Regions from separate parts of the Homo sapiens genome. Here region 1 is linked to region 2. A link is a contact called in ENCODE Hi-C or POLR2A ChIA-PET data. All regions are on one chromosome and are shown on one strand. The core of a region is the stretch at or near the end of the contact, and the rest is flanking DNA. Distances in the headings are between cores, read along the strand shown. Region 1 has its middle 310 kb from the start of MAF. Region 2 overlaps WWOX (WW domain containing oxidoreductase).

Evidence for each region. Hi-C counts contacts between places; a loop is a spot of excess contacts on that map. ChIA-PET counts read pairs that join two places held with the same protein, here RNA polymerase II (POLR2A). Pooled maps may share reads with other maps.
Region 1: a map with no recorded cell type shows a loop between it and region 2 (8-fold over the local background). The contact joins two enhancer-like sites. A Hi-C loop is called at or near these places in 1 of 168 maps with a recorded cell type or tissue (CD4-positive, alpha-beta memory T cell), 2 of 37 single-sample maps with no recorded cell type and 6 of 50 pooled maps. POLR2A ChIA-PET finds 5 or more read pairs at or near these places in 1 of 52 experiments (OCI-LY7).

The regions. Positions count from the first base shown.
Region 1 is chr16:79,285,770-79,289,583 of GRCh38, reverse strand. It overlaps a transcript of MAF not described here. Among named protein-coding and RNA genes, the nearest start is that of MAF, 310 kb to the left of the region's middle. RefSeq lists an enhancer at 1,696-2,196. Within about 2 kb of position 2,308, at least 12 of the 41 ENCODE cell types and tissues checked have a DNase peak (open chromatin) inside an H3K27ac peak, as active enhancers do.
Region 2 is chr16:78,741,113-78,744,516 of GRCh38, reverse strand. The region is part of intron 8 of WWOX (WW domain containing oxidoreductase); the gene reads right to left. Among named protein-coding and RNA genes, the nearest start is that of WWOX-AS2, 240 kb to the right of the region's middle. RefSeq lists an enhancer at 1,492-1,751. Within about 2 kb of position 1,881, at least 12 of the 41 ENCODE cell types and tissues checked have a DNase peak (open chromatin) inside an H3K27ac peak, as active enhancers do.

The DNA.
Region 1 (3,814 bases), core at 1,059-3,558, 540 kb before region 2:
ACTCATCCGCCCGTAGTATAAGGCACAGGTGCCAGAATAGCCTAGAAGCCTATAAATGTTCTGCGAATTAATCAAGTACTCTCAGCTTCTCCTCCCAACCCCAAAAACCTGCTTCCTCTGCCTTCTCTCACGGTGGGTAGCCAAACAGTCCCCCAGGTGAGACATCTAGGTGTCCCCCTTCACAATTCCATCTTCTCCCCACTGCCACTCCAGGCCTTCCCTGAGACCCACCAATTTAACCTCATAATGATTTCCCCCATCTCCTCTCTACCTCCCGCCATCCCAGAAACACTGCTCTTGCCTGCCCCAGTCTTCCATCACCTCCTTTGTGGGCTCCCGCCACTCTGCTGCCAGAGCACTTTTGAAACACCAGTCACACCGTGCCACTCCCTGCTTGAAATCCCTACAGTGTTTCTCCACAATCTTGAGAATCGAGTGACATTTTCTTAGCTTGGAATACAAGTCCTTGCATGGCCTCATACTTCACTAAGACCAAACCACTTAGAGATCTCAGCAGGTATCTTTGCTTCTCTGTCTCCTTTAACAAACAAACAGGCTGGGTGCAGTGGCTTACGCCTGTAATCCCAACACTTTGGGAGGCCGAGGCGGGTGGATCACCTGAGGTTAGGAGTTTAAGACCAGCCTGGCCAACATGGTGAAACCCCATCTCTACTAAAAATAGAAAAATTAGCTGGGCATGGTGGTGCGTGCCTGTGATCCCAGCTACTCAGGAGGCTGAGGCAGGAGAATTGCTTGAACCTGGGAGGAGGAGGTTGCAGTGAGCTGAGATGGCACCACTATACTCCAGCCTGGGTGACACAGCGAGACCCTATCTCAAAAAACAAACAAACAACACACTGCTTATTCTCTTCCACCTGGAATGTCCTTCCTTTCCTCATGTTTACCTAATTCACTCACCTGTAAGATTCCACTACTCAGTCAATAAGCTTATTATCTATTTCTATATAACAACACCTTCCCAAAACTTAATGGTTTAAAATAATTGATTATTACTGTATCTCAAAATTTCACGTGTCAGGAATTCACACAGGGCTCAGCAGAGGTGACTTTGCTTTGTTCAGTGATGTATGGAGCTAAACTGTGATGACTCCCAAGGGCTGGGGGCTGAATAGGCAGCTCACTCTCTGTCCACATGGCCTCCCCACGTAGCAGCTTGGACCTCCTCACAGCATGGCAGCCTCGGGATTCTTATGTAACCGGCTTAGGATGTAGCAACTCAGATCTCCAAGAGAAAGGAAATAGAAACTGCCTTGAAATATCAGAAATGGCGATGGTGTGACTTTCACTGTACACTATTAGTCAAAGCAGGTCAGCCCAGGCTCAAGGGGAGGAGATACACACCCCACCTCTTGATGGCAGAAGCATCAAAGAACTTGTGAGCATCATTAATCCATCACTGTCATCATCTCCTTGAAGAAGCCTGGAGTCCACTCCTCCCCTGCTTCCCCTTCACCCTCCCTCTGCCCTCCCTCCAATGCCTTCCTCTCTGTTTTCTGATAAAAACAGAGTAATTACAAGCAGTGAAAAATATCCCCAAGGAACTGGGAGTAGTTTTGTTAAATAAAGGGTGCTGGAGCTCACTGGTATGGCACATGTTGTTTGGCACATAATGGGTTCTCAATAAATCGGAGCTACGATGAGGAGGGTTAGCTAGCTTTATTAAAATTAAAATGTGCCTTGTCTGTTTGGTGACTGCCTAACACAGAGAAGCTAACCCATAGGAGGTTCTCCCAAGGTGATGAATAAATGAATGAGTGAGTGAATGAAAGAATGAGTGAGTGAATGAATGGGTGAATAAATGAATGAGTGAATGAAAGAATGAGTGAATGAATGAATGAGTGAATAAATGAATGAGTGAATGAAAGAATGAGTGGATGAATGAATGAGCAAATAAATGGCTCAACAAACAAGTGGATGTTTCTGCATGCAGTCTGATTCCTGACGCTAAGGGATCCAGGCAAACCAAAAAATAACATCTGATTTCCGGCCTGCGTAGACACTCCAGCTTTAATTACACGTGGGTCATGGCAGGACTCAGGGTTTGGGGGTTTGGGGGAAAACACTTGGCCTCCTGCCACAACCCTCACAATGGACTAAGGTCTTTACCGCCAGCTGCTGGTCCTCAAGCTTCCAGTGTGGACTCACATCAGCTGTGCCTCCCCCGCCAGCCCCCGCCTCACCGGGAAGGGGCTGGTTTGCAGAATGAGACCCTCTCAAGGCCGAGGGCCCGGGAGTGCTTCCTCTCTGCCCCTAGCTGAACAGCAGCTGGGCTGGGAGCGTGGCAGGTGTCTAACAGCCTGCCGCAATCCTGCATAACAGGAAGTGAAAGAGAACACCATATCCAATTGAAACTGCAGTGGAATATGGGCTGCAATGCTTAATTAACCACCCTCAGTCATTTCACAGATTTCTGTTGTTGCTGAAGGAAAAAAAAAAAAAAAAAAGGAAGGCAGAGTACGTGGAGGACAACAAAGCTGATTCTGGAATGTTCGTTTGTGTTCATGCTCCCTGCTCCCACAGTCAGCAGCCTGCTGACATAACGCGAAGGGGACGCTCACTTCTGGCTTCGGTTTTTAATGGGTTTCCAAAGGGTTTTTTTGTCTGTTTGTTTTTTGGTTTTTTGCCAGAGAGTCAGGTCTGTGCCATACTCCAAGAACTCGTCGATACGTTTGTGTGGGAGGAGGCGGGGAAGAGGCATGTTGAGTGCATTTGTGCAGTTGTGTCTCTACGAGGGTGTTTGTGCAGAGGCACACAAAGCTGTGTCCTGGGTTGTGTGGGAGCCTGTGGATACGGCCATGTGAGAACGGGTGGACGTGTGGGCATTTGCCTCTGTCTGGGTTGTTTCACCTGTTAAAGATGCGTGGGAATGTCTGTGGGTAGCTCTGAGCAAGTTCTGTATCTATGTGAGGCACCAGTATGTATGCCTGGATAGATATTTCAATAGATGTGTCTTTGCCTATGCTGAAAAAAGTGAGTGAAAGAAGTATTATTGTTCAAGTGTGCATGCACATATACACGTGTGCATGCAAGGATAATGGTGTGGCAAATAAATGTGTGAGTGAAGATGAGAAACAGCATACTGCCAAATGTATCAAGAACCCACTAAGTAGTTGGCAGTGAATTTATGCTATGAAACTATCTGCTACTTGATGGTGGGGCCAACTTTTCAATATCAGGTGACCTCAGCTTCCTTCTCTAGCAGAGGATAGTACAGAGGACTTTTCTAAGAAGGTTCCATAGTTTCTGTAGGCTTCACTTTGCATCATCACCTCATTTTCCAAACCAAACTTGCCTGTTCACCTAGATAGACTTTCTGGGGAGAGTCTTTGGAATGCTGTAAATTCTAAACGGTTTTTAAACAAAAAAGTATTTAAAAAGTATTTTAAAAGTATTTTAAAAGAAAAACCAGCTAGCTACTGCTTATTAAGGGCTGACTAGTTGGCCCATATCACCCAGATGCCTATCAATATTGATCTTATTTGATCTCTCAATAAACTTATTAGGTAGGAACTGTTATCATTTCCTCTGTAAACTGAAGTAGCCAGTGGGAGGTAGGGCCAGGGTTTAAACACACACTGTCGTGCTGTAGAACCCAAACTGTACTGAGTCATCGTCCCTAAATATGGGGGCAGAGATGGTGCCCCTTTGGCTCAGCCAGTTGTGCAGTGGGAATAATTTGCCACACTGCCCTTAGGAACAGTGGTCCCTTCTGTGAGCACCAGAATTGCTCCTGGAAAGAATGGCAGTGCAGACCTCAGTGTGCGCTGGTCACGTTGGGGAAGTCACCTCCCGC
Region 2 (3,404 bases), core at 632-3,131:
GATGTTGCAATGAGCCAAGACTGTGCCACTGCACTCCAGCCTGGGTGAGAGACAGATACTCCGTTTCAAAAAAAAAAAAAAAAAAAAAAAAAAAGCAGTGTGGACCATGGGCCCTTCCTAATCTGGCCCCTTCAAGCGTCTTCTGCATATAATGATCATGCAGTCACTATAAAAAAGCAAACAAATAAAAATGAAACGTCACATGTACCTTCTGAGACACACCTTGCAGTTATAGCCTATGTGTTTCTAAAGTCCTGTGCCTTCAGCTTACTATATCCTTCCTTAAGCCCTGTCTTTTCACAAACTCTTACCCAGCTCTCAAAACTTAGTTCAAATACCACCTTTACGGACCTTCTGATCTGTATCAAATGCCTGTTTACTGTGTTCTCAGAGCACACGCTGCTGTGGTGTACCCCAATACTCTTCATACCACATCCAGACATTCATTATGTTACTGGAGGAGGGCGTCCAGGTTCTTGGCGTTTTGAATAAAGAATTGGACAAAACGCATAAACAAAGCAAGGAAAGAATGAAACAACAAAAGTAGAGATTTACTGAAAAGGAAAGTACACTCCAAACGGTGGGAGCAGCCCAAGCATAGAGGCTCAAGAGCCTGGTTAAAGAATTTTCTGGGGTTTAAATACCCTATAGAGGTCTCCCATTGGCCACTTGGTGTACACCTCATGGAAATGAAGTAATGGCCCACAATCAGTCAGATTGGTTGTGGAAAGAAGTTACACTCCTATGCAAATGTCTGATAGGTTGTGAAAAGCAACCAATCAGAGGGTGAAGCGAAGTTACAAAGTTACAGCTCCTATGCAAACGGCTGAATGGTCGTGGAAAGCAACCAATCAGGGGTACTTTCAATTTTCCATCTGCAACTCAGAAAAGTGGGGAGGGGTTGCAGAGGGAGTAGCCTCTGGTCCTTTTATAACTTAGTTGTGGAAAGTTGGTGTTTTCCTTTTGATTTAATTATACAAAGTCAACGTGAATCAGCCTTAGATTCCCTGCCTCCAGATCCTGTTCTCCTGCCTCACTTACTTTTCTAATTTCTTCTCTAAATGATGCTTCTTGAGGGTAGACACCGAATCCTCATCATCTCAGGACACAGTACAAAATACAGCATGAAGCAGATCCCTGGGAAGATTCTGTTTGAGAATCAATGAGTTAAGAAACAAATGACAGCAAACACAGTCTTCTTTCTAGATTGGCAAATGAGGGAATACTGGTCTCTGAGGGATACACAGGGCCAATCTCCTCACTGTCACCTTGCACTCAGAGAGATAAGATGGCTTTTGCTCTCCAGTGCAGAAAGAGTGGCCTCCTCTGCCAGCATGAACCTTGCCTGGGAACTGATATCAATAACGGCTGCAGCACACAGAGAAAGACACTCAAGTGTCTCCTCCAAGGAGAGAGACGGATGTTTCCTTCGGGGGCTGATCGGGTTCACTTCCTGTTCATGAGCACGGCAGACACCTAACCTCCCGGCTGCAGTAAGGGTTGGGACTGTATGTGGGGAGTTGGGGTACTGTGCTTGGGAGACATTAACGAGGCCCCTCTTACTCTTCCACAAGCCAGGGCCTTCTCCTTCCTCTTTTTGGGAGGCCCAGGAAGTGGCCCTTTCCTTGACCAGACCCTACACTGGGAAGCCCCCGGCTCTGACCATGAGACTCGCAATGGCTGTTCACTGGACAATTTCAAGTGAATTCCCGCAAAGTTTCCCAAGAACATCAGATACAAAAGAGTTGATGGATGGAAACTCACACGATAAACCAAAGTGAAAACAAAACTGTGTCGCCCAACCCCATGTGAACTGAAACCGCAGGGCAGAACGCTCTGACTCCGCAGACATAAACAGTTTTAGCCCCGAGTGAGTCACCAGCGCAGCCAGGGCAAAGCTGGAGAGAGATTTCTCGTGATGCGCTGGGGATCGCTGTGCGTTCCTTTCCCTAGAAACTGATTTGTCATTTGAGTCAGAGGAAAGAACATTTCTAGGGCACCTAGTACATACCAGAGGCTCTGGTCCACGCTGTAGATAAATACTTCCAACCTGTTTTCACAGTAACCTGCATAGGTGCTGACTATTATCTCCATTTGCACATGAAGACACAGAAGCCAGGGCGCTGAAACACTTAACCTGAGCCAGAGCTAGAAGTGGGGCTCTGTCCTGCTGCTGCCCTTCACCAGAGGACACCCTGAAGCCCTGATGGGTCACATGAGTCTGCGTTTTCCCTGTCCTGAGTGGTCTCCAAACTGCCTTGATCATGGACTATTATCAGTAAAAATAAGTTTTGAGCACACTCACCCCTAGTATTTGTACACTGATTTATCGACAAACGATGTACAATCTACATGTAATATTACAAAACATTGCAAGGAAAAGACATTTAAATGGGTTGAGATAAAAGATAAAGGTAAATAGGGGCTACTATGTTTTCTATCCATATCCTAGTGCTGAGGTCACAGGGTTGCCAGGTTGAAACTATACATAGACATCGTAGGGGGTGGGAAGAGAGGATAGGAGGCAGGTAAGGAGGGAGAGAGACAGAGATAATGTCCAGTTAAATGTGGAACATCCTTTTGCTAAAAAATTATCCATTGTTTATCTAAAATTAAAATTTACTTTAACATCTTACTTTATGTTGTATGTATGTATTTATTTGAGACAGCGTCTCACTCTGCCGCCCAGGCTGGAGTGTAGTGGCACAGTCTCAACTCACTGCAACCTCCGTCTCCTGGATTCAAGCAATTCTCCTGCCTCAGCCTCCTGAGTAGCTGAGACTACAGAGCACCCGCCCCATGCCCCACTGATTTCTGTATTTTTAGTATAGACAGGGTTTTGCCATGTTGGCCAGCCTGGTCTTGAACTCCTGACCTCAAGTGATCCACCCACCTCAGCCTCCCAAAGTGCTGGGATTACAGGCATGAGCCACTGTGCCCAGCCAGATATTTTGTTTTTGAGACACAGTCTCACTCTGTCGCCCAGGCTGGGGTGCAGTGGTGATCTTGGGTCACTTCAACCTCTGCCTCCCAGGTTCAAGTGATTCTCCTGCCTCAGCCTCCCGAGTAACTGTAATTACAGACATGCGCCACCACGCCAGCTATTTTTTGTATTATTAGTAGAGATGGGATCTCACCAGGTTGGCCCGGCTGATCTCGATCTCCTGACCTCAAGTAATCTGCCCACCTTGGCCTCCCAAAATGCTGGGATTACAGGCGTGAGCCACCGCGCCTGACCAGCATCCTGCAATTTTATTTGCTAAACATGGCAATGCTAAGGAGTCAGTAAATGCTTTCTGTTACAGGATTATAATAAAGATTCTAGGCTTTGTGGGATAAATGGTCTCTGTCACAACTACTCACTCTCCTACTGCAGTGTGAAGTGGCGCTAGGCAGTTCCTAAC